7 separate regions of the Mus musculus genome follow, and all the other regions are linked to region 1. A link is a loop called in an ENCODE intact Hi-C map of the cell type or tissue named here. Cell type or tissue: heart. All regions are shown on one strand. Each heading gives the region's core, and the rest is flanking DNA. Links, peaks and the distances in the headings are about the cores only.

Region 1 (4,387 bases), core at 265-4,264:
TGTTTGTTTTTTTGAGACAGGGTTTCTCTTTATAGCTCTGGCTGTCCTGGAGCTCACTTTGTAGACCAGGCTGGCCTCGAACTCAGAAATCCGCCTGCCTCTGCCTCCCGAGTGCTGGGATTAAAGGCGTGCACCACCACGCCCGGCTCCTGAAGGATGAAATCTTAATACTTAGTGTCTGACTCTAGCTTTGGAAGAGAGTTGGGTGAAGTGACACTTTTACAAAGTCACCTCCTTCTGAGGTTGTTTATATTAAATTTATTAAGGTAAAATTAGATATTTGACTATATCAGTTTAGCCTAATGAATTTATGATTGTTTTTCAAAGTACTATTGTATGCTCAGTTCACACAGAATCCGTGGGTGCTCTGCTGGGCGCGCACTCTCGCCTCAGGGCTATTTTAATATTTTCTGTTCCTTTCTGTTTCCTCCCTCAGGTTGAAGTAGACCTGTTGCTCATTTCCTTTGTCTCTTAGTTCAGATCTCATCTTATCGATTACCCCCTACCCTGCCTAACCAGATGCTAGTAGCATGTCTCATCTAGCACTGTTCTGAGCTTTCTCTCAGCCTTCTCTTATGGATCAAATCGCATGAGTTCTAGGCCAGTCTGGTCTCCACAGCAAGTTCCAGGCCAGCTAGGGCTACATAGTGAAACCCTGTTTCAAATAAAGAAAGTGTCCACAGACCTGCAATCTCTCAACTGAAGTTTTCTCTTCTCAGGTGACTCTGGTCAGCTGGAGGGCAGCAGGTTTTTGTTTGTTTGCTTTGCTTTTCCACTTTGTTTTGTTTATTTGTTGTGCTGCAGACCTACACCAGACTCTTAAGCATTATAACCCATCCCCCCAGGCAATTTCCTGTGTAGCTAGGGATGGCTGACTGGGAACACACTGTAGTTGTAGCTGTGCCTGATCTTAAACCCCTGATCTTCCTGCTGCCACTTTTCAATTAAGCTAAGTAGTTAAGAACACTCAGTTAACAACTGTTTGCAACTCCAGTTCCAGGGAATCCAGTGCCCTATTCTGGCCTATATAGCTCAAGAGTCTGTTTTTAAAATTATCATATCGTTAGGGGCTAGAGAGCTGATTCAGTTGCTAAGAGCACTGGCGGCTCAGTTTTCCCTATGACCCAGGTTCAATTCCCAGGGCTCACTTGGTAACGCACAACCATCTGTAACTCTGGTCTCAGAGGACTCTAACGCCCTCTCCTGCCTTTGGTGGGCACTGCATGCACATGGTGTACACATATACACATAAATAAAAATACAGGAGGGGAGAAAAAGTGGCAGTTTTGAACTCCTAATTACCTGCCCTACCTCTCAGATGGGCGGTGCTACCCACCCATCTTATTAGATTTGTTAGCGTTTTTTTTTTTCTTTTTTGTTTTTGTTTGTTGTTTGTTTTCTTTTGAGACAGAGTCTTGTTGTGCAGTTCAGGCTAGCCTCAAACTCACATTCTCTGATTTTGAGGTGCTAGATTACAGGCTATCACCAATATATCTGTTTTATGTAGGAGGCTGGCGGGGGGGGGGTTGTTTGGTTGTGAGTTTTTTTTTGTTTGTTTGTTTTGTTTTACACAGGGTTTCTCTGTGTAGTCCTGGCTGTCCTGGAACTTACTCTGTAGAACAGGGTGGCCTCGAACTCAGAAAGGTGACTGACTCCCAAGTGCTGACTGTAAGGGCACGTGCTACTACCACCCAGTTCTGGTTTGTTTTTCTGTATAAAGTTTTATTCATTTGAGATACTCTCAGCTTGAATTTTGTTGGAGACAGTTTTTCTCAGGCTATTATTATTACTTTTTAAAACTCTGTTTAGTGTTCATGGTTTTGAATTCCCTTGTAATATTTTGTTATTTAAAGCTGGAGAATTCCAATATTTATCCACAGATAAAACGTTTACTCTAATTGATATTGCGTGTCTTTGTCTTTAAAACATTTACCATTTTAATCCCTGAAAGTTCATTTGATGTCTGACTTGGAACTTAACATTTTTTACACCTCGAAGTTTTCATTCACTTCCTAGAGCAGCGCTCCTGCCGAAGCTGCTTACCTTACTGAGGTATTTGGAAATGTTACTTCATATCGACCTGATCAAGTTTCTCCACGTTTGCTCTGTCTCATGCCCTTACTGCCGTATTTGGAAATGTTACTTCATATCGGCCTGATCAAGTTTCTCTACGTTTGCTGTCTCATGCTTTTCAGTTGAACTCAGCTTCTATTTTTAACTTCAATTGAGCGGGGTTAAAAGGAACGTCTCGCCCCCTGCTGGCGCCCGTGGTCCCGGGAAGACCGGACAAAAGCCACCACGTGGCTCACATCCTGGGCTCAGTTTTCTTAGGAACCCAGAGCCCCATGCTTGCTAGGCAAGGGCCCCAACCCTGATCAACGCTTTAGCAGGCGTCCTTTTGCTCAAGTCTAGAGCGTCACTGGTGCCAACTCTCCAACACAGGGAGGAATTGGCTTTGCTTAATTTTGCTGCAGAGTGGGCTGGCCCTGCTAAATCCAGGGTACCGGGCACTTAACACTGTGAGGTCGCTGTGCGGAGCTAGACTCTGGGCGCTCCCGTTTTTTCCTCACCACCCAGGTGTCCATTTTCTCTTTGCCGCGACGTGCCTGCATCCTTTTCTGCCTTGGAATTATAATCGAAACACTCGGTTCAGTCGTGAGAAACATGTTTCATATATGCAACGGGTGCTCCGATGTTTCTACGACTAGCCTTAGGAGCCTAGAGTACGGTTTGGTGGTCAAAGTCATGATGAGAAGCAGAGGGTCTGAGGGGTCGGAGGGAAGGCACGATGAACAATATTAGAGAGCATTACTGGAGTTACCGAGGCTAGGCAGTCCGCTGGGTTATGCACTACACCCAAGAAGTCTGCGCCGCCCCGTGGTGCCAGTGCGCAGCCGCAGTCCCGTAGCGGGACCGAGCGTTCCCAGCAGAGGGCACTCACAGACAGGACATTCCGCAAGCTCTTCCTGGGTGACCCAGGGACTGCACCTGTGGCCTGGGTTTCCCTTGATCATGCCCTGACAACCCGCGTCTGGGAAATTCAGTCAGAATCAATCCAAGACCACAATTTAGAGACAGGTAAGCTTGACGGTGGTTGCAGCGTTTGGTGAAACAAAACGTCAAGACCAGCCTCTGCTACATAGAGAATCTGAGGCTATCCTGAGTTACAGTGAATCCTGTTTCAGAACAAATCCCTCAAAGTCCCATTGTCTCTCTGGCCTTGAAGCTCTTGAGCCCCGGATCTAGGATACTGCTTGTTGGACTAAAGGACTCACTAATCACCTTTCCCAACCCTGCCCAGGTATACCACCTCTAGTAAACAGACTTAACTAGTCTTTGAAGGCAGTAGTTCTTTTCAATGAATTCCTATTTATTTATTTTCTTATTTATCACCGTCTGTAAACAGGCTTTGAAGGCAGCATGTGTTATAAGATGTGTTTATTCAAGCCTACCAGGGGTCCTTAACCTGGGGGTTGACTCAAGTAGAACATTTTAGGATCCAGGGTTATTCATGAAACTGGGTGAGCTGTTTCAACTTTTAGGCAGACGTGCAGTGTTTTTGGAAGGAAGTCCAGTAGTTTTTCTGATTACCAAAGAGTTCTTAAGTTTAGTTTGTGGGTCCAGGGCTCGGAACAAATGGCTCAGTGATTAAAGCACTTACTGTTCTTCCGGAGGACCCAGGTTCAATTCCCAGCACTCGCTTCACAACTGCCTGTAAGTCCAACTCCATAGGATTCAATGCTCTCTTCTAGCCTTAGTGTAGACACACATACGTTAAAAATAAAAATAAGTCTTAAAAAACAGAAATGCAGGCTGCACATAGCCCTTCCTTCAATCACAGCTATGGAGGCAGAGGCCAGCAGATGGGTCCCTGTGAGTTCCAGGCCAGCCAGGGCTACATAATAAGACTCTCAAGGAAAAAAAAAAAAATCTCAAATCAATGTTGGGCTAGGAATGTATGACCATAACACATAACCCAGGTGTAGTGGCTCATGTCTATAGTGGAGAGATAGATACAGGAGGATCCAAAATTCAAGGTCTTCTTTGGTTATACAGTTACTTTGAGACCTTGCTTCTTACATATAAATAGTAAATGAAAGGAAATAAAATCAATGTTATAAATTCAGGACTCTGCAGAAAAGGACCCCCTGCCCTGAGACCTGGAGTGTTGCCTGGCCTCTACAGGAGGAGTCATGCAAAGTCACTAGGCCTGGGTTTCTCTCTCTCTTTACAGAAGGCCCCCATCTCCACCCAGAAAACTCCAGAGGCACGGTTGTTTCCTTTTAAAGCCATGTTAGGCCCAAGTAGATGCACTTCTGCATTTTTAGCATTTAAATAGAAATGGCTCTCTGGTGGGTTTTCCCCTGCGTTAGTCATGCAAATGCTC
Region 2 (4,387 bases), core at 287-4,286, 68 kb before region 1:
GAGCAATAAAACAGGAGGAGGAGCCTTTCATCTCTGGCGGCAGAATCCCTGAAGCCCTGCCCGGCAGAGCAGAAGTTCCATTCCTGAAGCACTGGACACATTTTTATGCAAGAGTAGAGAACATTTTCTTCTTGACACTTTTGTGTACATAGCCCCGGAATGAAATCCCAACGTGATTCATTGTGTACGAGGAAGAATGAAATGAGGGCTCTGCAGCAGTTCTTCATGCTACTCTTGACCACATGGCAAATTCCTGAAATCCACCCATAAGATCAGCAGGGTCTGAACACAGTCAAGATGCGCTTTTAACTTACTGTGAAAAACACGGCTGTATCTAATGTGCTGAAGGTTCTACATGTGAAACAATCATAACTCCAAAGCCATCACAGAATAAAGGATGCAAGCCTTCAGCTGTCCCTCCAGTTAATGTCTGGATTGTTTGTCCTAATACACACCCATGTTTACTTGGATTTCAAGGTTTGAAGACCTCATTTATAGAGCCCCATCCCTGTTATATAACACTTCTTCAAGCTAAAATGCTGATTATTTTAGCATTACATTGGATTATGTATAAAATTACAAAGTTTGGTTATTTTAAATTAAAACATTAAATCCAGTGTTTGAAGCTGGGAATGGCAGCTTGTGCCTGTAATCCCAGCATTAAAGTCCTGATGCAGGAGGAGAACATAAATGTGAGACTAACCTGGGCTGTGTAGTGAATTCCAGGCTAATCTGAGCTACTCTCAAAAAACAAGATATATCCATTATTTGGGTTGTTAAAATCAGCCTTTTGATTTTTTGCTACTGTTTTTTATGATAATCAACTATGAGAGTTTCCCACGGGTCTGGCCTAGGCTTATAGTTCTATGGCTGAGAATGAATTTACTCCAAAAAACTGGGTTAGTGAGTTGTGTAAATTATTTATTTTTGCTCCTAATCTTTTGTTTTAAAGCTTATTTACCTTAAAGTTTATTATTGACTTTGAATACAGCAGTTTTTAAAACAATACTTTTTGTTTGTTTCATTAAATTGGTCTGATGTTGGGGAATGTTGCACAGGGATCCACAATGTAATTGGGGGATGGGGTGCTGGAGAGATGGCTCAGTGGTTAATTAAGAGTACTGACTGCTCTTCCAAAGGTCCTGAGTTCAAATCCCAGCAACCACAGCTCACAACCATCCGTAATGAGATCTGGCACCCTCTTCTGGAGTGTCTGAAGACAGCTACAGTACTTACATATAATAAATAAATCTTTTTTAAAAATACATATAGATATATATTTCCCGGTACACTCAGGCCAAGAGTATATCTATATAGGCACAGACCAAGCACTGTTCTCTATATATGTATTCAACAGTCTTATGAAAATTTAAGATTTATTGTCTCCAGCTTACCCAGGCTTCGCAGTTGCAGTTTTAGAAGGCAAGGCAGGTCAAAATTGGACAACCAGGTGTTTTGCCTCCATGTCCAGTATGGATTTTATACTATGCCTCAGTATCCTCGAATGATAAGTCCTTGTAGCCGAGGTTATCAAGATGACTTGTTTGACAGCTTCTGTTTGCTAGTAGCAAGAGTCAAGGTTTTTTTAAAAGCTTTATTTTATCTGGGCAGTGGTGGCTCACACTGTTACTTTCAGCATGTGGGAGGCAGCGGCAGACGGGTCTCTGTGGCAGAACCACTGCCATAGGCACACACGAGCTTATGCATGGAGACCTAAACTACAGGCCTCTCTGAGCCTTCATCTCCACCTACAGTCAGATTCCAGGGCCCTGCACTCCATCCCAGCCCCTGCCAGCTGCACTTAACAGTACTGCCCCGGACAGTTCTGAGAAGTCCTGACTTCCTTTGGGGCATAGGTTGCTGTCCTTTGTTCCCAATCCATTGAGTGTCTCCTAGCAAGGTAGCATGCTCCTTCAAGACGTACTTCAGCTGCTGTGTGTCTCAACTGAAGCAGCAGAAAGGAGTTCTCCCAAAAATAAGTCCTCCAAAGGTACTTGAAGAAACAAGAGTGTAAGTCAGCAATAAAGCAGCCTAATGCCTATGTGGTAAGATCCAGGCAGGGTCGACGTCCCCAGCAAAACCTGTTACAAACCCAGGAAATCAACAGCCCAGAGGGTAAAAGTGCTTACTGTGAAACCAGATAACCAGACCTCAATCACACAGATGCACACAGACAAGCACATGCACACAATTTTTTAATTTTTTTTATGGGTGTTTTGCCTGCATGTATGTCTGTATACTGTATGTGTGCCTTATGCTCACGGAGGCCAGAAGATGGCATTCTCTCTCTTTTTTGTTTTGTTTTGTTTTGTTTTTCGAGACAGGGTTTTTCTGTGTAGCTCTGGCTGTCCTGGAATTCACTCTGTAGACCAGGCTGGCCTCAAACTCAGAAATTCGCCTGCCTCGGCATTCTCTTTTCTTTAACTGGAGTTACAGACATGATTGTGAGCCACCATGTGGGTGCTGGAAATTGAACCCAGGTTCTCCCAAAGAGCAGTCAGTATTCTTGCTGAGCCATATCTCTGTCCCCCTAATCAGTAAATTTACAAAGAGGGAAGGCACAGTTGCATACAGTTTGTGCTCCACATGATTTCTACAAGCCTCAAGACTCAGAAGGTTGGGGGTCTACAAGGCAAGTCCAGAAATATTACACAGGGGTACTACTCTGGAGGAAAAAAAAAGTTATGTGTATATGTGTGCCTGAGTGTGAGTTTGTGCACATGAGTATGTTTGCCATAGGAGAAATTGGATCCCCTGAAGCTGGAATCGTGGGTCGCCTGGTAAGTGTTAGGGACTGAACTCAGGTCTTCTACAACATACCAATCACTGAGCCATCTCTCCACCTCACCCTTTGAAGTTCTTACATCTTTTTTTTTTCTTTTGGCTGGGAGGGGTGGATGTCCGTGTGGTTGGTCAGGCAGTGTTTCCATGTCACGGGGCTCAGAGTTGTTTCCTTCCCCAAGACAAGGACGACTAGGCAGTAGCTCATTATTTTGCTGATAGATGAGTTTTACAATATGAATTGTTTCTTCCACGGTATTGTGCATTGCAGCAAAGGTCATGATAAGTCAAACTCCCAATACTCTGAGCCTGCTCAGTAAAGACTGGCTTCTTCAGTAGTGTCAGGAAGCCCTAGGAGAGACTGCAGCCAGGCCTTGTTAAAGAGTAACTAACTCCTTTTGATCCTGGTTGGAGGCAGCAGAACCTTACTCTTGAGCAGAGGACAAGCAGTCTTACTGAGATTAGCTTAGCACTTAGCTTATTCCCACCACCACAGAGTGGCACCCACACTCCCCAAACAGATTAGCAAGGTCACATCACTGAAGAGGACAAAGGTCATCTTGTCGAGCTAAGTCAGCACTGAGTAGGATTGTTGGAGGAGAGAGAGAGAGGACCCCTCCTCCAACAAGAGCATAGGGCTGTAGGGTCAGAAATGGGGGACTGTCAGTTGTAGGATTATCAGAAAGCCCTCAGTGGTGGGAGGCAGGCGTAGATGCCAAAGGTAATATAGATAAACCTGTAACAATACCATGTGCATCTTAAAAGCCTTAGTCTAGGGATCGTTTACGGAGCCTCCCTGGAGACCAGACCTAGGGTCAATGGTTCAAAATAATTACATTCTTTTCGTTTCTGCCAGCAGACATTAAGAGTGGGGCTCTAGAAATGACGCAGTGGGTAAGTGAGTGTGGCTGGTGCCAAAAGAAGACACTGGGTTTGGTAGTTACACAGGGCTTTGAGGCATCATATTGATTCTGGGAACTGAACCAAGGGCTTCTGAAAGAACAGGCAGAAGCATATTTTTTTTCCTTTTTCTTTTTTTTGGTTTTTCGAGACAGGGTTTCTCTGTGTAGCCCTGGCTGTCCTGGAACCCACTTTGTAGACCAGGCTGGCCTTGAACTCAGAAATCCGCCTGCCTCTGCCTCCCAAGTGCTGGGATTAAAGGCGTGAGCCACCACGCCCAGCTAGAAGCACATTTTCTTAACCACTAAGCATTCAGCCCCATTCTCCACACACTCCTTCCTGTCTCCCTTTTTTTTTTTTTTTTTTTTTTGATGGGTCTCACTATGTAGACCTAGCTGGTTTGTAAGCTGGCCTCAGACTCAAAAGAGATTCTTCACTCTGCTTCCTTGGGATTAAAGGCATGGACTACCTACCATGCCAGGCTTACATTTTTCTTTCTTATTGGTTCCTTTTTCCTTAAGTCCTATCATAAAGCAACATAACACATTTCCCAGTTTTCTAAAAGAGTTGAATCTAAATCACGACAGGATGTACCATACTTAAACTGCCTGTTAATGTTACTAAGCTATAAAGTTTGGTCTGTGGTAGGTCTCAGGCATATTTTATTCTGCTTAGATCTGTAGGAGGTTCTCTTACACATCTTATT
Region 3 (4,387 bases), core at 81-4,080, 200 kb before region 1:
ATGTGTGTTCCTGGTGCCTACAGAGATCAGAAGTGGGTGTTGAAATCCTTGGACGTGGAATTACATATAATTGTGGGCCACCCATTTGGGTGCTAGCAATTGAACCCTGCCTGGTTCTCTGCAAGGGCAAGTGTCTTAAGTACTGAGCCATCTCTTCAGCTACTTAGTTCTTGAGAAAAGTTCAGTACCTCTGGCTAGCCTGAAACTCCCTATGTAGACCAGGCTAGTAAACTCTAACCTCTACCACCTGCTGCTGTCTCATGCACCAGCACTGCCCAGCCACCCAGCCTCCTCTCCAGGTTTTAAAGGAAAAGTGTCTCTTTCCTGTTTAAGCCCCTGTTAAACTGTTTCGAATATGGTGTGTGTGTGTGTGTGTGTGTGTGTGTGTGTGTGTGTGTGTGTGTGTATGTGTGCATGCCCTTGAGGAAGCCAGAAGTTATTGAATTGCCTGGAGCAGATGCTAAGGGCCTAACTCCTGACCTCTGGAAGAGCAGAAAGCACTCCCAACTGATGAGTCCTCTCTCTAACCATATTATTTTTCTTTTTGTTTATTGTTGTTTTGTTTTTTCAAGGCAGGGTTTCTCTGTGTAGTCCTCGCTGTCTTGGAACTAGCTCTGTAAGCCAGGTCGGCCTCGAACTCAGAAATTTGCCTGCCTCTGCCTCCTGAGTGCTGCCAGCATTGCCCGGTTTATTGTTTGTGTGCTAATGGCCTCCCACCTCATAGCCTGGTCACTGACTACATCATGGAGGCCCTCTCTCTCTCTCTCTCTCTCTCTCTCTCTCTTTGTTTGTTTCTTTCTTTTTCGAGACAGGGTTTCTGTGTAGCCCTGGCTGTCCTGGAACTCACTCTGTAGACCAGGCTGGCCTCGAACTCAGAAATCCGCCTGCCTCTGCCTCCCAAGAGCTGAGATCAAAGGTGTGCGCCACCACGGCCGGCTGAGGCCCTTTCTCTTAACAAAGCTGATTCCTGGAGAGCAATTGTGTGTCTGCTCCTTCGCTGAACCAGCAACCACCTCTGCTTCATTTTTTATTTAGCCTTTCAGCCACATAACTGGCAGCAGCAAGGAAGCTCCCAAATTGGTCAGCCGCAGGCAGCTTCTGATGCTGCAACAAGAAAGGATGAACTGAGAAAGAGGAACAAGTGTTACGTCACCCGGTGTTACAACTTCCCCAAAGTAGTATGTGAACGTGTGAATGTGTGTATGTAAGTGTATGCCTGAGGTCCTTTTTTTTTCTGTATGATTGACTATTCTGGTACAGAACTGATCTTGTAAATAGATGTGTATGTAGATGTGTTTGAATGAGTGTGTTTGTGTGGGGGGAGGCTAATGTAGGGTAGGGTGGTCGGACCCAGAAAGCAGAGGAATATCTTTGGCTCTCCAAGCCCAAGAGACACTAATAGTTGCTCCTCTCAGCCCTTCCCCTCCTCCCATGTCCCACTGGACTGAAAAGCTTTTCAGAATCAGACCAGATGGGCCTCTTGTGTGCTGCACCCGGCCTTTTTCCTTAGACTGTGAATACAGTAGCACCGTTATTCTCATCAGCTTGGGGACAAGAGCATCCTGGGAAAGGCCGGATGGCGTAGTGAGGGAGAATGAAAAGCCTTGGACCGGATCCCAAAGGGAGCTATATTTAGCTGTAGCTGAACTCTGAAAGATTTTTGTCATTTTTGAGACAGGGTCTCACTATGTATCTTTGGCTGGCCTGGCCTGAAACTCTAAATAAGCCAGGCTGGCTTCAAACTCACAGCTATCTACCTGTCTCTGTCTCCAGAGTGCTGGGGTTAAGAGGCATAAGGCACATAAGGATTCTGAAAGACTCTGAGACAGGGTGATGGAATTGTCATGTATCTCGGTTGTAGTAGTGGTTACATAATGGATCATGAAAGACAATTCAGAACTACCCACTAAATATAGTAAATATCACTAATCTGAAAATACATACAACTTATAACAGAGTATTTTAGGATTTGTTGTTGTGTGGTCTTTTGAGATAGAGTTCCAGATTGCTCAGGATGGCATCAAACTCACCTCAGGTTGTAAATTAGTATTTGTACCTCTGGCTCCTAACACCCTGAGGGTAAAACATAGCATAGGCTGCCTGCTAACTTTTGTACAGACTGTTTCATCAGATGGGTCTCATTGTAGACACCATTAATTTGCACAGTTACTGTAACCATCTTCCAAAAGGTGGCAGTAGAGTATCTGAAGAGAGAGGCATTACCCCCCCACCCCCCACCCCCGCCACCACCACCCCCCCACCCCCCCCACCCTCCCACCCCCGCAACACTCACACAGAGAGCATGTGCTCCTAGCAGGGCTGCTGGATATATGCCAGCATGTGGGGCTCAGACAGGACACAGATTTGCAGAGCTTAAGTCAGCATCTGTTCTGCTCTTCCATCAAGGCTTTCCCTGTGCTTCTGCTCCATTCTCCTCTCACCTTTGACCCTCATCATCTGGTTGCTAGCACAGAGCTGGAAATGGCCAGTGGGTAGGCAGCATCTATACCTACCTTTCTTCTATGCCCAGGGCCACCTTCATTGCCTTTCCACTCATGCACAGGAAACTGTGCTCAGAAGGACCACACACTTGGTTTAATGATATGTGATGAGAGACTAGTGCATACAAAATGAAGCTCTGTGAGCCACGAGTGTCTGGTTTTTTGTTTGTTTTTCTGCTTTCATTCCTTTAAAAGTTCATAAAACTATCTGAGCAGAGAATTCCAGGATCTGTGTGGTTTGGGGGAATTCAGAAATCCATGCCCAGAACAGGATGAGCATCTATGTCAACTTGTCCACCAGGAGTAACTGAAAAATCTCACAAGGAATGCCTGTCAGTCTATTAAGGTCTGGGACACAGCCCATTGGCAGAGTGTAGATCAGGCTGAGCTCAAATTTACTATGTACTGAGGGTGACTTTCATCCTCTGAATTATTCTGCCTCCACCTAGTAAATGGTAGGATTACAACAAGCAGGACCAGTTTTCACAAGTGAGGAATTAAATGCATGGCTGTGTGCATGCCAAGGAAAGCACTCTATCAACTGAGCCACAATCTAACACCTCATTTACTGTGGAGCTTTAGTTCTTGGCTTTTTGGGTTTTTTTTTTTTTTTTTTTTTTTTTGGTTTGTTTTTGGTGTGTAATTTTTTGTTGTTGTTTTGGTTTTTTGTTTTTCTAGACAGGGTTTCTCTGTATAGCCCTGGCTGTCCTGGAACTCACTCTGTAGACCAGGCTGGCCTCAAACTCAGAAATTCACCTGACTCTGCCTCCCAAGTGCTGGGATTAAAGGTGTGGAATCCTATTCTGAGTTCATGAGTCCATCTAGCTTTCTTGTACCTCCCAGGGATCTGGTCCATTAATTTTCCTCCCCAGATATTTGTTTTACATTTTTTAAAGATTTATTTTATGTATATGAGTTCACTGTAGCTGTCTTCAGACACACCAGAAGGCACTGGATTCCATTACAGATGGTTGTGAGCCACCAAGTAGTTGCTGGGAATTGAACTCAGTACCCCTGGAAAAACAGTCAGTGCTCTTAACTACTGAGCCATCTTTCTCCAGCCCCCTTCTTCCTTTTTATTTTTAAAACAAGATGTAATTTTATAGTCCTGGTCTGAAATTCACATAACTTCAGCATCAGGTTTTGGGATTACAGGCTCATACCATCTTTTTAAATTTTAAAACAAAAATTGAGTTTTTTTGTCTCTATGTGCCCCTTGGAGCTGAAGTCATAGGTGTTTGGAGGACATGGGTACTGGAATCCAAACTCTAGTATTCATGCCGAGCAACAATCCATCTTGAGCTGGGCGTGGTGACGCACACCTTTGATCCCAGCACTCTGGAGGCAGAGGCAGGCAGACTTCTGAGTTTGAGGCCAGCCTGGTCTACAGAATGAGTTCCATGAAGGCCAAAGCTACACAGAGAAACCCTGTCTCGAACACACCCCCCCCCCAAAAAAAATCCATCTTGAGTGTTGAGCTCTCTCCAGAGGGCCATAAGGACTTAAAGATTTATTTTATGTGTGTGTTTGCCTTCATGTATGTATGTGCATTACATGGGTGCCTGGTACCCACGAAGGTTGGAAAAGGCCATTAGATTCTGTAAAAGTTACAATCTGTTATGGGGCCATGTTGGTCCTGAGAATCAAACCTTGGTCCTCTTAACCTATGAGAAATTCCTCCAACTTTGATATACTTGTAAAAACACCTAAAATTGCTTCCTTATGTCCTTTGTTGCTTAATAGATCTGGGATACAGCTAGCAGCTCAAAATCAACTCCAGACCAGACTGTCCCATTACAATACTACCAGTGACTGTATGTTACCTGTGGTCAATTTAAAAGCCACAACACAAACCTTGTAGGCATTCACCAAACCTTTATTTAAAA
Region 4 (4,387 bases), core at 222-4,221, 53 kb after region 1:
AGTTGTGTGTGTGTGTGTGTGTGTGTGTGTGTGTGTGTGTGTGTGTGAGAGAGAGAGAGAGAGAGAGAGAGAGAGTCTACGTGAGTGTGCAGCCCAGAAGTTGATGTTAGCTGTCTTTCTTGATCACTCTCCACTTTATGTACTGAAGCAAGGTCTCTCAACCTACAACACTGTTCCTCTTACCTGACAAGTCAGTATTGGAGAATACAGGGTGTGGTGTTCTGAATAAGAATGGCCCTCATAGGTTCATATATTTAAATGTTTAGTTCCCAGTTAGTGGAACTGTTTGGGAAGGATTAAGAGGTGTGGCCTTGTTGGAAGAGGTGTGTCACTGGAGGTGGGCTTGGAGATTTCAAAAGCCCATGTCAGATCCAGTCTTTATCTGCAACTTACAGATCTGATGTGAGCTTTCAGCTATTGCTCCAAAGCCATGCCTGACTGTTTGTCATCATGTTCCCTGCTATGAAGATCATGAACTAACCCTTAGCAACTGTAAGCAAGCCTTGAGTTAAGTGCTTTCTTCTATGAATTGTCTTGGTTGTGGGGTCTTTTCAATAAAACAGTAACTAAGATGCAAGACTTGCTGCTGAGTACTTTCCTTTGTGGCTTTGTTCCCCAGAGGTCCGCACACCTTCTGGCACTATCAAGTCTAGTGAACAGGGAGGAAACTCTCAGATTAGTTCCAGCTTGATTTCTCTGTTCTGCAGCAGCAGAGCTGCAGTAATAGGATCTTGCAGTCTACTTCTAGTGGGCAACTAGGAGTCATAGCCATAGTCTATTCTGTTTGTGGAGAAGGTACTCTGGGTCTTTCCTGGTCAATAAGTCACAGGAACATACCCTATGCCTGGCACTATCCACTCATGCAGGTTCCTGTCTGTGCTCAAATCCTCTTAAAGTATTTTTAAATGAGCATATTCTATTTTATTCAATCATTTAACTAAAATTCATCTTAATCATAATCAAATTAATTATTTATTTAGTTAATTTTGTTTTTTCAAGATGGAGTTTCTTTGGATAGTCTTGGTTGTTCTGGAACCAGCTTTGTAGACCAGGCTGGCCTCAAACTCACAGGGATCTTCCTCCCCAATGCTGGGATTAAAGGTGTATGACAAAGTCTCCTAGCTTCCTTTCTATTTTTAAACTTTCAAAAATTACACATATAGCCGGGCGTGCTGGCATACGCCTTTGATCCCAGCACTCAGGAGGCAGAGGCAGGCGGATTTCTGAGTTCGAGGCCAGCCTGGTCTACAAAGTGAGTTCCAGGACAGCCAGGGCTATACAGAGAAACCCTGTCTCGAAAACCAAAAAAAAAAAAAAAAAAAAAAAGACACGTATTTATTTGGTGCATGTGTGTACACTAGTATGTATGTGTGTGGGCACACATATACCATGGTGAATATTTGGACCAACAGAGGACAGCTTTCTGGAGTTGACTCATTCCTTTCAATGTGCCTTCCAGGATTCAGAGTTGGTGGCTAATGCTTTTACCCACTGAGCCATCTGGCCAGCCTCTTAGTCTAAGTTTTGTAACTCCAGGCAACAGTGTTGTGGAGCTTTCTGTCACTATGTAACCGGTGTTGTCTTTATATAAGACCTTATTAGTTTGCTTCTAGAAGTATTGTAATGAAGTATCCCAGAATGAGTACCTTAAACCATATTAGTGCAGCATTAAGCAAGAGGGATTTAGTGTTAGGCGTTGGGAGAATAAGGGTGGGGGCTGGGGGAATGGAAGTGGGTGGTGGGTGTAGGCGGTGGGAAGTGTCTAATACCAGGTTGTTGCAGGCTTGGTTCTAGCTAAGGACTGTGAGGAAGGATGTATTCCATGTCTCTCTTTCAGCTATGGGCTGTTTGCTCAGCTCCTTAGTGTTCCTTAGCATGTAGAAGCATGTGACTCTGTCGCCTGCCTTTTTTCAGCTACGGGCTGTTTGCTCAACTCCTTAGTGTTCCTTAGCATGTAGAAGCATGTGACTCTGTCGTCTGCCTTCTTTCAGCTACTGGCTGTTTGCTCAACTCCTTAGTGTTCCTTAGCATGTAGAAGCATGTGACTCTGTTTGCATGGTGCTCTTCCCATGGGCATGTTTATGTCCAAATTCGTCCTGTTTATGTGGACACCAATCATATCAGATCAGAATTATCTCTAAAAAGACCCCATCTCCAAATGTGATTTTACTCTGAAGTATTGGGGGCTAGGACTTCAGCATGTGAATTTTGGGGATGACACTATCACCAGCTTTATTCTTTCTTTCCCTTACCTTCTTCTTTCACCTCTGTAGAAAGACTGTCTTGTGTATTGCATGGATGCATCACCTGTCCATTAAAAAACCCGTGGCCTATAGGAAAGGGTAGAATAGAAGGTGGGACATCTGGGAGGTAGAAAGAATTCTGCGGTGGAGCTAGGCATTGCCTGAGAAGATGTGAGTAGTCTAACGCTCAGTACCTGAGCACAGATAACCAGCCATGTGGCAGAAAGTAGATGAAAATAACGGGATAATGTAAATTATAATTCCAGTCAGAGAAGAGCCTAGTGATATGGCCAAGATATTTGTAAATATGTTTTTTTTTTTTTTGGTTTTTTGAGACAGGGTTTCTCTGTGTAGCCCTGGCTGTCCTGGAACTCACTTTGTAGACCAGGCTGGCCTCGAACTCAGAAATCCGCCTGCCTCTGCCTCCCGAGTGCTGGGATTAAAGGCTGTAAATATGTTTGAATCTGAGTCTATTTCTTTGAGCATGGGGCTGGGAGGAAGAGACAGGCTTAACTTCCCCACCCCCTCTCTCCCTCCATGTTTTGAGGTTGGGTCTTTCTATATAGCTCAGACAGGCCCTGACCTCACAATGCAGCTCAAGTTATCCCTGAATTTGATGATCTTCTTGTTTCAGTCTCCTGAGTGCTAGAACTTGAAATGTGTTCCCTGTGAGGCCTGGCCAGATGGCTCGGTGGTGGTGGTTAAGAGTGTGTACTGTGCTTGTAGATGATCTGAGTTTGGTTCCCAGTACCATGGTGGCAGCTCACAACTGCCTGTAGCTCCAGCTTCAGGGAGATATCATACCCTCTTATGGTCTCCTTGGATACCTGCACACATAAAGCACACACACACACATGTAAATATAAAGAATTTTTTTTTTTAATTTTCAGGAGGAGGCTAGGTGTGGTGATGTATACTTTTAATTTTACCACTCGAGGCAGAGGCAGAGGCAGAGGCAGAGGCAGAGGCAGAGGCAGAGGCAGAGGCAGAGGCAGAGGCAGAGGCAGAGGCAGAGGCAGAGGCAGAGGCAGAGGCAGAGGCAGAGGCAGAGGCAGAGGCAGAGGCAGACAAAAGGGCTATGAGTTGGAGACCAGCCAGGCCCTTGTCCATATAGGAAGTTCCCCCAACCCTAGCTAAAGCTACATAGTGAAAAACTGTCAAAAAGGGGGGTGGGTGGAATTTTAGGGAACTAAATTGTAGTTTGGCTAAATTGCCATAGGACAAATCCGTTATATGAGCCATATTGTGATAGTGTGTGCCACACTAGGTTTTCATTTAAGCCTCACATTATTTTAATAGCACTCTACTATCATGTTTATTTAATCATGCTAATCATTTAACTATCATGTTATTTAATAGTACTCCAGATAAATAATAGTACTCCACTCCATTTTACAAGCAAGGAAATGAAACTTCATATTTATTCATATTTAGTCATCTAAATGGGAAAGCCAAGATTCTGCCCCCATCTATGTAGTAACCACCCATCTTCCCAACTGACCCCAGATGACTTGTGCCTACTGATCTTCATTTAATAGTTTCACTCCCAACTAAATAGGACGAACCTGAGAAATTAGTAAGACATTGAACAAGTAAGTGATGATGAATGACATTCAGGGCAGGATTAAAAAAAAAAAGACACTGTAGGAGCAAGGTGTGGTGGTTCTTATTTGTAACACTAGCAAATAAACTAACTAACCAACTATGCAACCTAAAAGAAAAAGAGGATTATAAAACTAGGCACTTGGAAATAACAGAGTAGCCCAGAGTAAAGGCTGTGAAATATGCTTAGTGTCTGGAGTCTCAGTGTCATCCAGTGGCTAAACCGAACCTTCAGTATTAGGGTTTCTTCCTTCTTTCCTTCTTTCCTTCCTTCCTTCCTTCCTTCCTTCCTTCCTTCCTTCCTTCCTTCCTTCCTTTCCCTCCCATTCTCTTTCTCTTCACCTCCCCTTTTCCTCTTTCTCTTTCTTCCCCTCCTGAGGCAGAGTTTTGCTCTGTAGTCCTGGAATGCACTGTGCAGACCAGAGTGGCCTCAAACACGTAGCCATCCCCTACGCCTCCTTACCGAGTACAGCTGCATATTGCCATGCCTGGTTTAGTTTTTTTCTTTTTTTTTTTGTTTTTGTTTTTGCTTGTTTGTTTGG
Region 5 (4,387 bases), core at 189-4,188, 480 kb after region 1:
GTGGGTCATAATTAAAGCTGCTGATGGCAACTCCAGACAGTCCACCCAAATGTTTTCTCCGTGCTGTCAATTCCCTGCATTAAATGATTTAACATCATGTTTGTGTAGTTGAACATATACACAGAGGGAAATTAAATGCTGATATGAGTTCTGGAGTATTTCTCCAAAAGATATTGTTTATTACATTCAAAGGATTAGTATAATGTTGTCCTTAGCTGATAAATTGACATGACCCTTTCCACGAAGAAAGCTGAGCGGTTCATCCTGAAGATGGCAGAATAAGGTAACATTGCCTGTCTGCTTTCCCCTCCCCTCCTTCCTCTGTCCCACTCTCATTCTCTTTCTTGACAGGATCTTGTGTAGTACAGACTGGCCTTGAGCTCACCATATAGTGGAAGACGACCTTCCAGTTCTCATCTTTCTGCCTCCACATCCCTGGTACTGGAATGGCAAGAATGTGCCACGACTTCGGTAACACCAGGGCACATTGCTGGTGACTGACAGCCTAGGCAGGCATTGAGCCACACTCCCAGCCAGCCCCAAGATTATGTTTTCTGTCGGAAAGTAAACCCAGCTCATACATCTGAAGTTGAAGTCACACATTAAGTCACAGAATATTGTCCCCATCTGCCACACCACCTTTCCGGAGGCTCTCCCAGGAGTGGTGGATGCTGCAAGTTCAGTTATGTAACTTGTAAAGGGCCAAGGCTCAGTTTTCTGTCAACTCAACTTTCAGAAAGAAAACCCACAAGTACATCTGTTTGCAAGATCTGTTAGGATTTTAGGAACCAGATTTCCAATTTTTTTTTCTTTAGTAATTTTTGTTCATTTTACCAAAGAGCAAAATCCTCCATCTTCCCCTTCATCCCTCCCTCCTCCATCTTCCCCTTCATCCGTCCCTCCTCCTCCATCTTCCCCTCCATCCCTCTACCCTCCTCTAAAAGATAAGTGTTTCAGTTTATTTTTTGATGGAAACAGAGCAGCTAAATCCAAGTGTTTCTAAGGAGCCCGACTAGAGCACCATTTTGTAATGAAATAAACTGACAGTTCACAATGCTTGTATTTCATGTGTGAGTGAATGTGTGTGTGTCTCTGTCTGTCTGTCTGCTCGCATGTGAGTGCTGCATGTTTGCATGCCACAGTGTGCATGTAGAGGTCAGAACACAATAGGTGGAAGTTGGTTCTCTCCTTCTTTAATCCTTTGGTTCCCAGGGATTAATTAAACTCAAGTCCTCAAGTTTGGTAGCAAGTAGTCTTATCCACTGAGCTATCTGGCAGGCTCCAGTCCTTACTTACTTGTCCTGCAAAGCAATTCAGCAAAGGACTGGCCTGCAAAATCCAGCACAGCACTATAATGCAAACCTTCCAACTGCAACATGCACACTAGTACTACGTAAGGCAAGGAAGATACAGGGCCAAGTGGGGGAGTGATCATAACTCTGTCAGCCCATGAGCCCAGTGCTACAGCAGCTGCTGGTTGTGATGGGACTTTCTAAGGTCTCTAACTTGCCAGGTACCTCAGCTTTAGGTTCTATTAATTCCCTTTCTCAGCCCCTACATTCTAGCTTTGGATAACATAATGGAGCAAAAACACTGCTGTGGAAACTCACTTGTCAGGCACTCCGCTACTTCACCATGTTCTTTGAGGGCCTCTCCTTTGTGAGGAAGCCGTGAACTAAAATGCCCTGACATTGGGTCACAGGCTATGAAAGATGCATAGCTAGAGCCGGTGTGATCTGGACAATCCTGCCGGCAGTCGCTGCCCTGCTCGGCTCACAGAAACCAGGAAAACTTCTGGCTTTGGACTGGGGCTTTTGGGAGAGTCTCTTTTTAAAATGCACAGAGCCCACTGGAGAGGACTCTACACTACTCACATGACAAAATGGTGGCGAGCCATCTCTAGGCCAGTGGGGTGACTCAGATGTGATTATGCCCCACACTCTGTTCTCATGCCATGCCAAAGAGTGAAAAACTGTAACCCTCTGCTGCCACCTGCTGTTTCCTTTGGAATACATTATTGGAATTAGTCTAGGCATGTGTATCAGTTGATCTTTGCCAAGTGCCTTGAGGAATTTGGGGGCTGTGAAATGTATGTTTACATAGTTCTGTACCAGCAGGTCTGCTGTGTGCTAGAATAAACTGTAGGGTCCCATGGGTGCTTGCTGTCTTTTAAGTTAGTTCAATGGCTGTCTGCCCCATCTAGTAGAATAAGCTTGGTGAGACTCCCTGAACCCAGGGAGGACCTACAGGGCCCTTGAGCAAGATCCAACCCTTAAGAATTTGAGTATCTTCCTCATGGGACAGTGATGCCATATGGGCCATAATTGAAGGCTGGCTCCTGCATAGACTGTTCTCTGAAGGACGTATCAATGGGTAGTATTCCTCGTAAGTACCCCCTGCCCTGCTCCGGAAGTGGAAATGCTCTTCCGAGTAGAGCTGGCCAGCAGGCTTCAGCTCACGTTTACTTGTGACATCATCAGATGTCTTATCTTTGCCTTCTTTGAGGAAGCTGAGGCAGATTGAGGAAGTGGCATCCCCAGGGAAATGAAGATAATACTCTTAGGTGATAGACTCTGAGTTCAGGTTAGATGTAGAGATAATGGTAAAGAGTTAAGAGTCATAAGCTTGGATGGGTCTGACAGGGGCGCTTAGTCATCTGATTGCAGGCACAGAGGACAGACATCACCTGTCTTGACAGTTCTAGAAAGTGGGATTTTCCTCTTTGCTGTCTTCAGGAAGATGCACTCACACGCACACTTCTTTCTGTTATCATCATTGATTTTGGGAATTCTTTAAATAGTGATCTTTTGTTGTTGTTTTGTTTTGTTTTTTTTTTTTTATTGGCAGAGATTAACGAGCCTGTTAGATGGATTTTCATATAAATCTGTTTATTTATTTATTTATTTTTGTTTGTTTGTTTGGCTGGTTGGTTTTTTAAGACAGGGTTTCTCTGTATAGCCCTGGCTGTCCTGGAACTCACTTTGTAGACTAGGCTGGCCTCGAACTCAGAAATCTGCCTGCTTCTGCCTCCCGAGTGCTGGGATTAAAGGCGTGCTCCACCATGCTCAGCTAAATCTGATTTTTTTTAAGTCAAATCTGATAGTTTTTAGATGACATAAAGTATTAAGGAAATGACCCTTGATAGTTTCTCCTATCAGACTGAGCCTGATAAGACCAGGTATACGATGGCTCATTACTCAATGTCTTGCGCCACAGCTCCTACTTAGGCCCACATTTATTGAATGACTGAGCTGATCACCTATGCACTCATCTGCAGAAATCCTGGAGGAGGTAGGGGTGGGGGTGGGGGAAGGGAGGAAGGAGTAGGAGGAAGGCTTCTCAGAATTACTCAGATGAACAGCTCATGGTATACAAAGCATACATACTAGAGTGTGACGAGGAGACAAAAGGTACACTATAGAGGCTTCAAAATACAGATGCATTGCTTTTAGAGTAAGTATGGCTCTTGATAAATTCACAAAAACTCATAACACGCAAAATTCCTTCCACCCGTGTCTTGCCCTGTTACTGTGGTTCACAAGCTTGTGTTGTGTTTATGTTTCATGCATTTTCTTGTTTATGTCCAGTTGTTCTTCTCTAGGGTTGTGTAAAGGCTTTGGGAATGTTCTAGCCTGGCTCAGCCATGGCAAGAGGCCAGCCACTAAAGCAATATTTCCTCTTGGGGGGCTGATGTGATCTCAGCAATGGAAAGTGAGGGGACCCAAGACAGGAAAACCCTTGCAGGTCTGGGGTAATGGTTTCAGCTTTTCCTTCCTCTCGGGATACTCATGACAGCTCTTAGTTCTAGAAGATCCTGGGTCATTTCACTTCTCATCTTCAGGCAGGGAACAACTGTTTAGTGAATAATAAGCTAAATGCTTCCTGGGATTGCTTGGAGATCTGTGGGAGCCCACCCACCATCTCTTGTATCTGCTGTGTTCTTGCTCACCCCAGAAGACTCAGCCTATGCTCCAAGTTCCTGCCAGAAAGTTCTACCTGCTCCTTCACCCTGAGTTGGTGGAGAGAGAGGGGATAGCAACTGCTGAGAGAACTCCAGATGATCAGAAGGTTGGACAACCGATTGGCAGGTCACAAGGCCACCATAGCCGCAGCCTGACAAAGGTTCCCACACAAGGGCATGTGTAGGCTCTATGATGAGCATGTGGACAAGGCCGTTGCTTCTTCAACAAGCTTGCCTTTTGATGAGCAAAGTGGTGTGCGTGCCGGGTGGTGTCAGGGCATGATTGTTTCCCATTGTTTTTGATACCAGCTTTTATGCCTTCTGTTGTGTCTGGTAACTAAGATGCTGTCAAGAAAATACAGCAAGGCTTCTCTGAGCTGAAAAAGAGCACTTTTGCAATTAGCCTTTTGTCCCTTAGGTCTGTTT
Region 6 (4,387 bases), core at 204-4,203, 100 kb after region 1:
TGTTTCCCTACAGATTGAATACCTGCTTAAGAAGCTTACAGAAGCTATGGGAGGAGGTTGGCAACAAGAACAATTTGAACATTACAAAATAAACTTTGATGACAATAAAGATGGCCTTTCTGCATGGGAACTTATTGAGCTAATTGGGAATGGACAGTTTAGCAAGGGCATGGACCGTCAGACCGTATCTATGGCCATTAACGAAGTCTTCAATGAGCTTATTTTAGATGTATTGAAGCAGGTAAGAGGGCCATAGCACTTTCTCTCTCATCTTTAGATTCTGATGTTTGAGACCAAATAGCTTCCTTCCCTCTCCATAAGTCACTTATACTCTTTAAATGATTTAGAACAAAAATAAAGTTTTCTGTTTTCTCTGTTATTAGACTTTTAGGATTCGCCCACCCTGCTGGGATATTGAGGATTAAACCAAGGTATTATGCATTCTAGACAAGTGCTTCACAGTTGAGCTATATCTCTAGTCCCAGGCTCTTGTTTTAAAGAATTATTGTCACAGTTTTGAAGTACAGTTAAGAATTGAGAAGTTACTATTTTTGAAGGGACTGTTCAATCAAGTTTCCAAATGATTTTTAAAAAGTACCCTTATGTCATATGTAATTCTGTACCCACTAATGTGGAAAGATGCCCATGGTGTGTTGTTCGGTGGAAACAACAGGCCATAGAACAGTGGGCTCTTGTAACTCCTGCTCTTGTAACATGACACATGTGTAGAGATGTCTAGAAGGATGCTCACAAATGTTATCTAGTGATCACCTCCGGAATGTGTGATTTTGGTGAATTTTATATACATTTTTTTCTATATTTTTAGAAAGTACATGATTTTCCAATATTTTTATAGAATTAGAAAAATACCTTTACCTTTAGAAAGTGATACTTTCATATAGCAAAGTTGTATTTATCTTAACGGCTATATCTTTTTTCCCTCAGCATTCAACAGTGGCTAATATACATGTAGGAAACTAAATACTTACTAAATAGAACATCTGTTTGTCTGAGACAGGATTTCACCTTAGCTTTGGCTGGCCAGGAACTCATTGTATAGATCAGGCTAGCCTCAGTCTACCTCCTGGGATTAAGATTTGTACCAGCTGCATGCATATATATATATATATATATATGTATGTATGTATGTATATATACACATACAGACACACACACACCCGTCTTTCAAACATCTGTTTTAAAAAAAACAAACATTAAAAAAAAAATATACACACACACACACTATAGTTGTCTTCAGACACACCAAAAGAGGGCATTGGGCATCTGATCTCATTACAGATGGCTATGAGCCACCATGTGGTTGCTGGGACTTGAACTCATGACCTCCAGAAGAGCAGTCAGTGCTCTTAACCACTGAGCCATCTCACCAACCCTCTTTCAAACATCTTACATTATTATATCAAATAACCTGCTTTCCATTTTCCATACTTAGTGCTTTCCTTGTCCAGTAGGTGATTATTACTATCCTTGCTCTTTCTTCCATCAGTAAGCACTGATTAAGGCTTAACTTGAATAGGGATCTGATATTATAAGGATGTATGGCTGTGTCTCTGTCCACATGCCATTATGTCTCCTTTTGCTGTGCCTCCCAAACATGTCTGTTTACCTATAAATATTTCGATAAATGTCTTAAAAGGTGAGGCAGTGTAGGAAAATTCACTGTTTATTAATAGCAAAGGTTCTGTTATCTGTATGTCACTTGCAGAGACTCTGAAATGTCTAGATTTACATGTAAAGCTTTTGTGTGTGGTCATGTGGATTTCACTGGGGATCACGTCTCTGGAGCACAGATTCTCAGAGACGCCGGTCCATTGTCCACACAGGTGAGAACCACTAACGTGTATATTTTGGACCAGGTGTCAGATAATAGAGTAAATAAGACAGTCAGAGGATTGTCAGCTCTTACACATGAAAGCACACGTGTTACATTTGGTTTAATGTGTCATAGGGTTACATGATGAAGAAAGGTCACAAACGGAAAAACTGGACTGAGCGCTGGTTTGTATTAAAACCCAACATAATTTCCTACTATGTGAGCGAGGATCTGAAAGATAAGAAAGGAGACATCCTGCTGGATGAAAACTGCTGTGTGGAGGTGAGTGGGCGTGGCCTCTGCAGTTTGCCCTGGGCTGCCCTCTGCTGCCCCCTGCTGTCCATGGGCTTTCCAGCCTCACTTTTACCGACTAAACCTTCTAATAATCCCCAAGTGGACATTTCCAAAATAAAGTATAGTCACTGTGACTTCTAAACTAAAACTTAAAGACAGCTGACAAAATGTGTACTTAATACGAATATATTTTCTGTTTTATGCTTTGAGTAAAGTATAAGGATTAAATCTGAGAGATTTGTATGTAAGGAATCATTGAGTAAAATCAAGCCATTAAAAAGGCAAAAAAAAAATGCAGTAAGATGATTTTGTAAGTTATCAATAGACTAAAGACCTGGAGCTTTTAAAATAAAGCAAATAGAAGAAAATTGACCATTTTGGTCAGATAGGGTCTCGTGTAGCTTGAAGTAACCATGTAGTCAAGGATGGGCGCGGATTCCTTATTTTCCTGCCTCTTCTACCCCAGGTCTAGGGACTATAGGCATGCACTACCACTCTTCATTTTATTTTATTTTATTTTTAATAAAGATATGATGCATTTATGAGGACAGGCTCTCGTCTAGTCTGAGTGGCTTTAAACCTGCTGTAGCCTTGAACTCTTCATCCTTTTGCCTCTTTCTACACAGTACTAAGATGGCAAGTGTGGGCCTCCGTGTCTTCCTTGAGTGATATATTTTATAGCTGTTAATTCTGTAACGATGTAAAGTCCTAAAGAACAGAAGTTTTGTAGGGGCAAAGTGACACATATCTGTAAACCCAGCAATCAGGAGGCTGGAGGATTTCCTACTCTACCTGGCCAGGGCTACATGGCAAGACATTGTGTCAAAAAAAATTACTTTTTGTTTTTTAGACTTGATTTGTATATTAGCCACCACTAGTGTTTTGGTATTGTTGAATAACAATTAAAATCTGGGACTTCACACTCAAACTATAGAAATGGTATAAAGCTCTATTAATACTTTGTGGCGTGCTCATACTCCGCTAAACTGAGACCTAAGGATTTTCATAGGCGCTGCCGTTTCACTCACTCTCTTGAGAGAGGTCAAGAAGCACAGGGCACCAGCAGTAACAACTCAGGTGTAAGAAAAAGCCATAGCAGTCAGAGGTCTCCTATATGTGCTGTCCCTTCTAGGGTTCCTGCAGGGGACACTCTCAACTGCTAGAGTGCAAGCAAAGAGCATGGGTCTCCTTGTCCTTACTGGGTATTGTATTCATCTTATGTAGATGTGGCATCTCAGTCAGAGGTCACTGTGACCACACAGGAGGCTGCCTGGGGACAGCTTTAGTAGTCAGACATTTGCATTTTTAGGTGTTTTTCTTTTGGCACTGAGTTTCAGTTAGACTTACATGTTAAGAGATTAATTGAAATACATCAGAAGAAAACTAAGCCAGGTGTGGTGTGACACATGCCTGTAATCCCAGCATTTAGGAGGCTGGGGCTGAAGGGTCGTGAATTCAAGATCCTCCTAGTCTACGTTGTGAGACCCTGTCTCCATAAACAAAATGGTAGTTTCCTGCTGATGGACTACACTTCCCAGCTTCCTTGGAACTATGGAAGTCATTTCCACCTCAACAAGAGGCCACATCCTATCTTCCTCTGAACATTTTGGCATCCACATATGTGGGTGACAGAGATGCCACCTTGCCATGAATAAGCATGGTCCCACCTAAGGTCAGACCAAGTCTCTTTCTTTCTTCCTTTTCTCTTCCCTCAGCTGCTTTTAAAATAATCTAATACAAACAAAAAGAATAAAAATTTAAAGAACTAATTATGGTTTCTGTTTTAGTCTCTGCCTGACAAAGATGGAAAGAAATGTCTTTTTCTAATAAAATGCTTTGATAAGACCTTTGAAATCAGTGCCTCAGATAAGAAGAAGAAACAAGAATGGATTCAGGGTAGGACATTTTTTATTATTTTCCACAACAGGGAGCAGAAGGTGGGCATGGTATAGGCTTTTAGTCCCAGCACTGGGAGGTAGACAGGGAGGGGTAGGAGCTCTCTACACGGAGTGCCACGCCAGCCTGTGCTTCTAGAGACCCTGACAGGGAAAAACAAAACAACAGCAACAACAACAACAATCCCCAAAAACCAAAACCGTGAGTGCTCCAACTTTGTGTTTTCAAACCTCGCCTAGACACTGGCACAGTTTGTTTCCTTATGTCATGGCGATTGCCACATGAGAAACAAAACCAAGGAAACATAAGTTCCCCTTTTTTGGGGGGCGGGGGTTCGAGTCAGGGTTTCTCTGTGTAGCCCTG
Region 7 (4,387 bases), core at 100-4,099, 470 kb after region 1:
GCAAAAATCTCCGGTGTTTCTCTGCGCCAGTGGGGGAGATAAGCAGCTGAGCCAGGAAGAGCGCTGCCAAGCGGCTCCCCGTCCTGCCGCCACCCTTCGCGTGCTGACGGGATCGTGCTGCTGGCCCGGTTGCTCACACTCGGTGTCTTGTTCCTTTCCAGGGTATCAGAGCATCGCCACAGAATGAAGCTGGTTTCCATCACCCTGATGTTATTGGGTTCACTCGCTTTCCTAGGCGCGGACACTGCAGGGCCAGATACTCCTTCGCAGTTCCGAAAGAAGTGAGTTTGGGCCGTGCTTTCTTTCTTCACTTTGAATACCTGGCAATGAGAGAAAACTGAGAGATGGTCTGGAGGTGTTACAAAGGGAGTGGAGCTGGCTGGGACATCACTTGAACTTAGGCCAAACGCATCTGCTTGTGTTTTCTAGGTGGAATAAGTGGGCGCTAAGTCGTGGGAAGAGGGAACTACAAGCATCCAGCAGCTACCCTACGGGACTCGCTGATGAGACGACAGTTCCTACCCAGACTCTTGATCCATTCCTGGACGAGCAGAACACAACTGGCCCCCTACAAGCCAGGTAACTATGCTCTCTGCAGAGGATGTGCCCTCTCCACTACTCTGACCCTGGGGATTGTCCTGGCTGCACTGCAGCTGAGGCTCCGGCGGAGGGAACGGGTTCCAGGTCCCTCGGGTACTGCATGGCTCCGGTCCCAGGTGGTTGGGACCAAAGCCCCGGTTGATGAGGTGTCCTTCCTTCTTCACAGCAATCAGAGCGAAGCCCACATTCGTGTCAAACGCTACCGCCAGAGCATGAACCAGGGTTCCCGCAGCAATGGATGCCGCTTCGGGACCTGCACATTTCAGAAATTGGCCCACCAGATCTACCAGCTAACAGACAAAGACAAGGACGGCATGGCTCCCAGAAACAAGATCAGCCCTCAAGGCTATGGCCGCCGGCGCCGGCGTTCCCTGCTGGAGGTCCTCCGGTCCCGGACTGTGGAGTCCTCCCAGGAGCAGACACACACAGCCCCAGGCCCCTGGGCGCACATCTCCAGACTCTTTAGGATATAGGTGCGGGTGACAGCATTGAACAGTCGGGCGAGTATCCCGTTGGCGCCTGCGGAATCAGAGAACTTCGCACCGGGGCGGACTGAGACAATCCTGCAGAGATCTGCCTGGCTGCCCCTAGGGGAGGCAGAGGAACCCAAGACCAAGCCAGGCTCATGCCAGAAACCGAGACTTACAGGCTGATACTCTCCGGGCAGGGGTCTGAGCCACTGCCTTGCCCGCTCATAAACTGGTTTCTCACGGGGCATAAGCCTCATTACTACTTGAACTTTCCAAAACCTAGCGAGGAACGTGCAATGCTTGTTGTCCAGCCAAAGGTAACTATAGTATTTAAGTTTGTTGCTGTCAAGGTTTTTTTTTTTGTAACTTCAAATATATAGAGATATTTTTGTACGTTATATATTGTATTAAGGGCATTTTAAAGTGATTATATTGTCACCTTCCCCTATTTTAAGACGTGAATGTCTCAGCAAGGTGTAAGGTTGTTTGGTTCCGTGTGTGTGTGTGTGTGTGTGTGTGTGTGTGTGTGTGTGTAAGGTGGAGAGCGCCTGATTATCGCCTGTGGATGAAGAAAAAACATTGTGTTTCCTATAATCTATTTACATAAAATATGTGATCTGGGAAAAAGCAAACCAATAAACTGTCTCAATGCTGATTCATTCTCGGTTCATGCATTTGGGGAAGGATGGTGGTCTGGGTTTGGGTCGGCCTGGAAGTGCTGAGATTCTGCTTCTTGTTTTGGGAAGATTGAACTGCATTGTGGGTGCAAAGCAACCTCTCTAAGCAAGGCTTACCTGTTGTGAGCTCTGGTGTCCATGTGGATGCACAAAGCGCGTGTCCTGGGAGGGAGTCAAGAGTTCTCTGAGATACCCGAGTTCACCTCCTTGCATGGCAACCAGACCGGGTAGGGTAGGGTGAGCCCTAATAGGCGAGCCTGGGCTCCTTAAGTTGCGCAATATACTCCCAATTTTATAGGGTTGCTCACTGGACCTGAGCTAAGGCGCTCTTTGGAGACTTAAACTGATATCCAAGGCTTTCTAAGTAGAGTTTATGCTCCAACTGTGGGTGTTAAAAGCTACCGGGGGTGGGGGACCCGCAAAACGTTCGCACAGCAGCTCTGGGAAACCCTCAGCTAGCAGCCCAAGTCTTCACTGGGCCCTGACGTCCATAAGCGGGGCTGTAGCGCCCCCTGCTGGCCACCATGCGTGCTCCCCCAAAGAGCGGTAGAGTAGTACGTGCGGTTTAATAAGTTCTTCTACGTGGGAGTCAGCACATAGTCTTAATGAAAGAGGAAAGAAAGGGGGGGAAAAAGCAGTTTGCAGATGCCAACTGGGCTCCCCTCCCTTCGTCTTCTCCCCCCTTCCCCGACCTGCACGCGGGCTTGCTGTGCAGGGGCAGTGACTCAGCGCCCACACGCTGCGCGGCGAGCAGCTGCTGGCCGGAGGCGGGCGGATGGACGTGCAGCCGGAACCGTGCGCCTCCGAGGGCCTGAGACCTTCATTGTTCGTCTCCCCTTCCAGTTCTCCTCTTCCTTCCTCTTTCCCAAGCCTTTTTTCATGCTGCCTTCACTTCTATCTAGCCTTCTCTCCCTCTTTCCTTCCTCCGTGCTTTCAGTCACCTCTGTATCCAGTGAGGAATGCTAGCCTCTAAGCTTGAAGGCCCAGGGCACAGGGACTATAAGATTAGGAGGCTAAGGTGACGCCATGTACCTGTCTAGCTAGGAGGCCTGGCCAATTGGCTCACTCAGCCAATCCCTGAAGACCAATTATTGTGCTTTCCTGAAAGTTTTGCTAGCCGTTTGGAGATGCTGAATTGCCTGTACCTCCAGCTAGTTCAGGGTTTCTGGAAGCAGTTTGGTTTGGGAAGGGCATTTCAGAACCCGGACCGTGGGACTAGATGTTTTCTTCCTTACAGAAGCCTATATACACAATGAAATGCGCTGGTCCTTTGTCTGAGTCTACACACAACCTGATAGAAGCAGCTCCTGCTTCAGAAGAAAGCAGCCTATAGCACATAGACTCGCCTCTGGCTGTAGGAAGCATCAGTCCCATCCAGTTCCGTGTCCTATTTGATCTTAACAATTTCCTGGAGCACCCAGCCCCAGTAGATCATAAATGCAGCACAGACCATCCTGGCCACAAGGACTTCTTGCTAAGTATTCGCATGGAACTTTGCCAGGCACTGAAGAGGCACAGGGCACGCATGAAAGAGGAAACGATCAGAAGTTTCAATCCTGCAACTGCTGTGCCAGTGGGTTGGGGGGGGGGGGGTCTGAAGGGGTTGCGGAAACTGCGAAGAGCAGAGACCACCTTGGCCTCACCGACAGAGGCTCAAAGCCACTCACTCGAGTTCTTTCTTTAAGCCAAGGTTTGTCCCGTAGCCACAGAGCCCTTCAGCCAAAACCTTACTCTGGCAGAACTTCAACCTACCAGACAAAGCCGCCAAAGACAGGTTGGGCACCGGCTTAGGGGCAGCTGGGAACAGGCATCTAGCCTTCGTCTGAGGGAGTCTTATGACCTCAGGGAATTCAAGGCAAGTAGAACTGTGGTGGTTCAGCCCGGAGAGGAACCAGACAGCTGCTCTGCTGGAGTCGTTCCTATTGCTAAACCTGTGACTTGAGACATTTCTGAGCAGACAGAGACCCTCTTATGACCAGCCTGCTGGAGCACTTGGGATTAACTAAAGGTCACCACAAAGCCTCGGGCCCTTCTCTGGAGGCTGTTCAACTGGCCTTCGGGATTTTTTTTTTTCTTCATAAGGTGCTGAAGGTTATTGGGATAGGGCCTCCTGATGCCAAGAACACATCATTTATCAACGGTGTTGAGTCATTTTGTGAGCTGATTTGAACCTGTCCACAGCTAAGAAATAGTCACAGTTCTTTTTTTTTTTTTTTTTTTTAATCTGTAGCTACTGTTGCTGGCTGTGGGAATGGTATCACCCATTTGTAATCAACCAAGGGTACCAGACGATTTCTAGAAAGTTCAGCACCAGCAGGTTGTCTGAACAGCTAAGGGTGGAAAGGAGAGATGGGGTGGGCCAGAAACCAGTTCTTTTTTTAGTTCTTGCTTGGTGTCAACTATTCTTCTAGCCACTTTCTATACCTTATCTCACCAAGTTCTTACAGTAGCTTTCTGAAGGAGGTGTTATTATCTCTCTTAGTAGATAAGGAAGCTGAACTTCAGAGAGGTGAAGTAACTCAGGCAAGGTCACACAGCGAGTGGTGGAACGTGGCTATGCACCCAAGTGCTACAGGCTATTTTGATGCTATGAAGACATAGGGAGTAAAATGAGATAATTTTAACCTTTAGATTCTCAGG

The links. Hi-C counts contacts between places; a loop is a spot of excess contacts. Peaks named below come from ENCODE experiments on the same cell type or tissue, not always from the same donor. Only the 100,000 strongest peaks of a DNase experiment are listed, where the experiment ranks them.
Region 2: a loop joins it to region 1, with 11 times the contacts of the local background. A loop is called at or near these places in 5 of 42 quality-filtered maps.
Region 3: it touches region 1 in a loop (4-fold over the local background); 3 of 42 quality-filtered maps call a loop at or near these places.
Region 4: a loop joins it to region 1, with 3 times the contacts of the local background. A loop is called at or near these places in 16 of 42 quality-filtered maps.
Region 5: a loop joins it to region 1, with 2.4 times the contacts of the local background. A loop is called at or near these places in 11 of 42 quality-filtered maps.
Region 6: a loop joins it to region 1, with 9 times the contacts of the local background. A loop is called at or near these places in 40 of 42 quality-filtered maps.
Region 7: a loop joins it to region 1, with 3 times the contacts of the local background. A loop is called at or near these places in 27 of 42 quality-filtered maps.

Annotation. Positions count from the first base shown.
Region 1 is chr7:110,162,054-110,166,440 of GRCm38, forward strand. No RefSeq gene overlaps it. Among named protein-coding and RNA genes, the nearest start is that of Wee1, 42 kb to the left of the region's middle. RefSeq lists an enhancer at 756-4,268. In heart, for the core only: CTCF peaks have their summits at 1,192 (motif pointing left) and 2,251 (motif pointing left); DNase peaks (open chromatin) are centred at 2,268 and 2,908; H3K4me3 peaks cover 1,236 bases; H3K27ac peaks cover 3,322 bases.
Region 2 is chr7:110,094,389-110,098,775 of GRCm38, forward strand. Zfp143 (zinc finger protein 143) reads left to right here. Exons shown (of 16, transcript NM_001374618.1): 16 at 1-1,006. Among named protein-coding and RNA genes, the nearest start is that of Wee1, 25 kb to the right of the region's middle. In heart, for the core only: a CTCF peak has its summit at 2,261 (motif pointing right); no DNase peak of the experiment used is centred there; H3K27ac peaks cover 1,284 bases.
Region 3 is chr7:109,966,855-109,971,241 of GRCm38, forward strand. It overlaps a transcript of Tmem41b not described here. Among named protein-coding and RNA genes, the nearest start is that of Dennd5a, 8.6 kb to the left of the region's middle. In heart, for the core only: a CTCF peak has its summit at 2,139; DNase peaks (open chromatin) are centred at 1,517 and 2,377.
Region 4 is chr7:110,215,160-110,219,546 of GRCm38, forward strand. No RefSeq gene overlaps it. Among named protein-coding and RNA genes, the nearest start is that of Swap70, 4.4 kb to the right of the region's middle. In heart, for the core only: no CTCF peak of the experiment used is centred there; no DNase peak of the experiment used is centred there.
Region 5 is chr7:110,643,587-110,647,973 of GRCm38, forward strand. No RefSeq gene overlaps it. Among named protein-coding and RNA genes, the nearest start is that of Gm28863, 15 kb to the left of the region's middle. In heart, for the core only: a CTCF peak has its summit at 1,994 (motif pointing left); a DNase peak (open chromatin) is centred at 1,845; H3K27ac peaks cover 509 bases.
Region 6 is chr7:110,263,867-110,268,253 of GRCm38, forward strand. It overlaps Swap70 (SWA-70 protein), which reads left to right. Exons shown (of 12, transcript NM_009302.3): 4 at 14-241; 5 at 1,970-2,116; 6 at 3,916-4,024. Among named protein-coding and RNA genes, the nearest start is that of Gm32861, 22 kb to the right of the region's middle. In heart, for the core only: no CTCF peak of the experiment used is centred there; a DNase peak (open chromatin) is centred at 2,135.
Region 7 is chr7:110,628,096-110,632,482 of GRCm38, forward strand. Adm (adrenomedullin) reads left to right here. Exons shown (of 4, transcript NM_009627.2): 2 at 162-281; 3 at 430-579; 4 at 767-1,725. The coding sequence starts at 184. The coding sequence ends at 1,073. Gm28863 (a long non-coding RNA gene) reads right to left here and starts at 2,811. Exons shown (of 3, transcript XR_003946665.1): 1 at 1,865-2,811; 2 at 1-320. In heart, for the core only: CTCF peaks have their summits at 1,200 and 2,281 (motif pointing left); DNase peaks (open chromatin) are centred at 856, 1,126, 2,346 and 3,566; H3K4me3 peaks cover 3,092 bases; H3K27ac peaks cover 3,414 bases; H3K27me3 peaks cover 1,428 bases.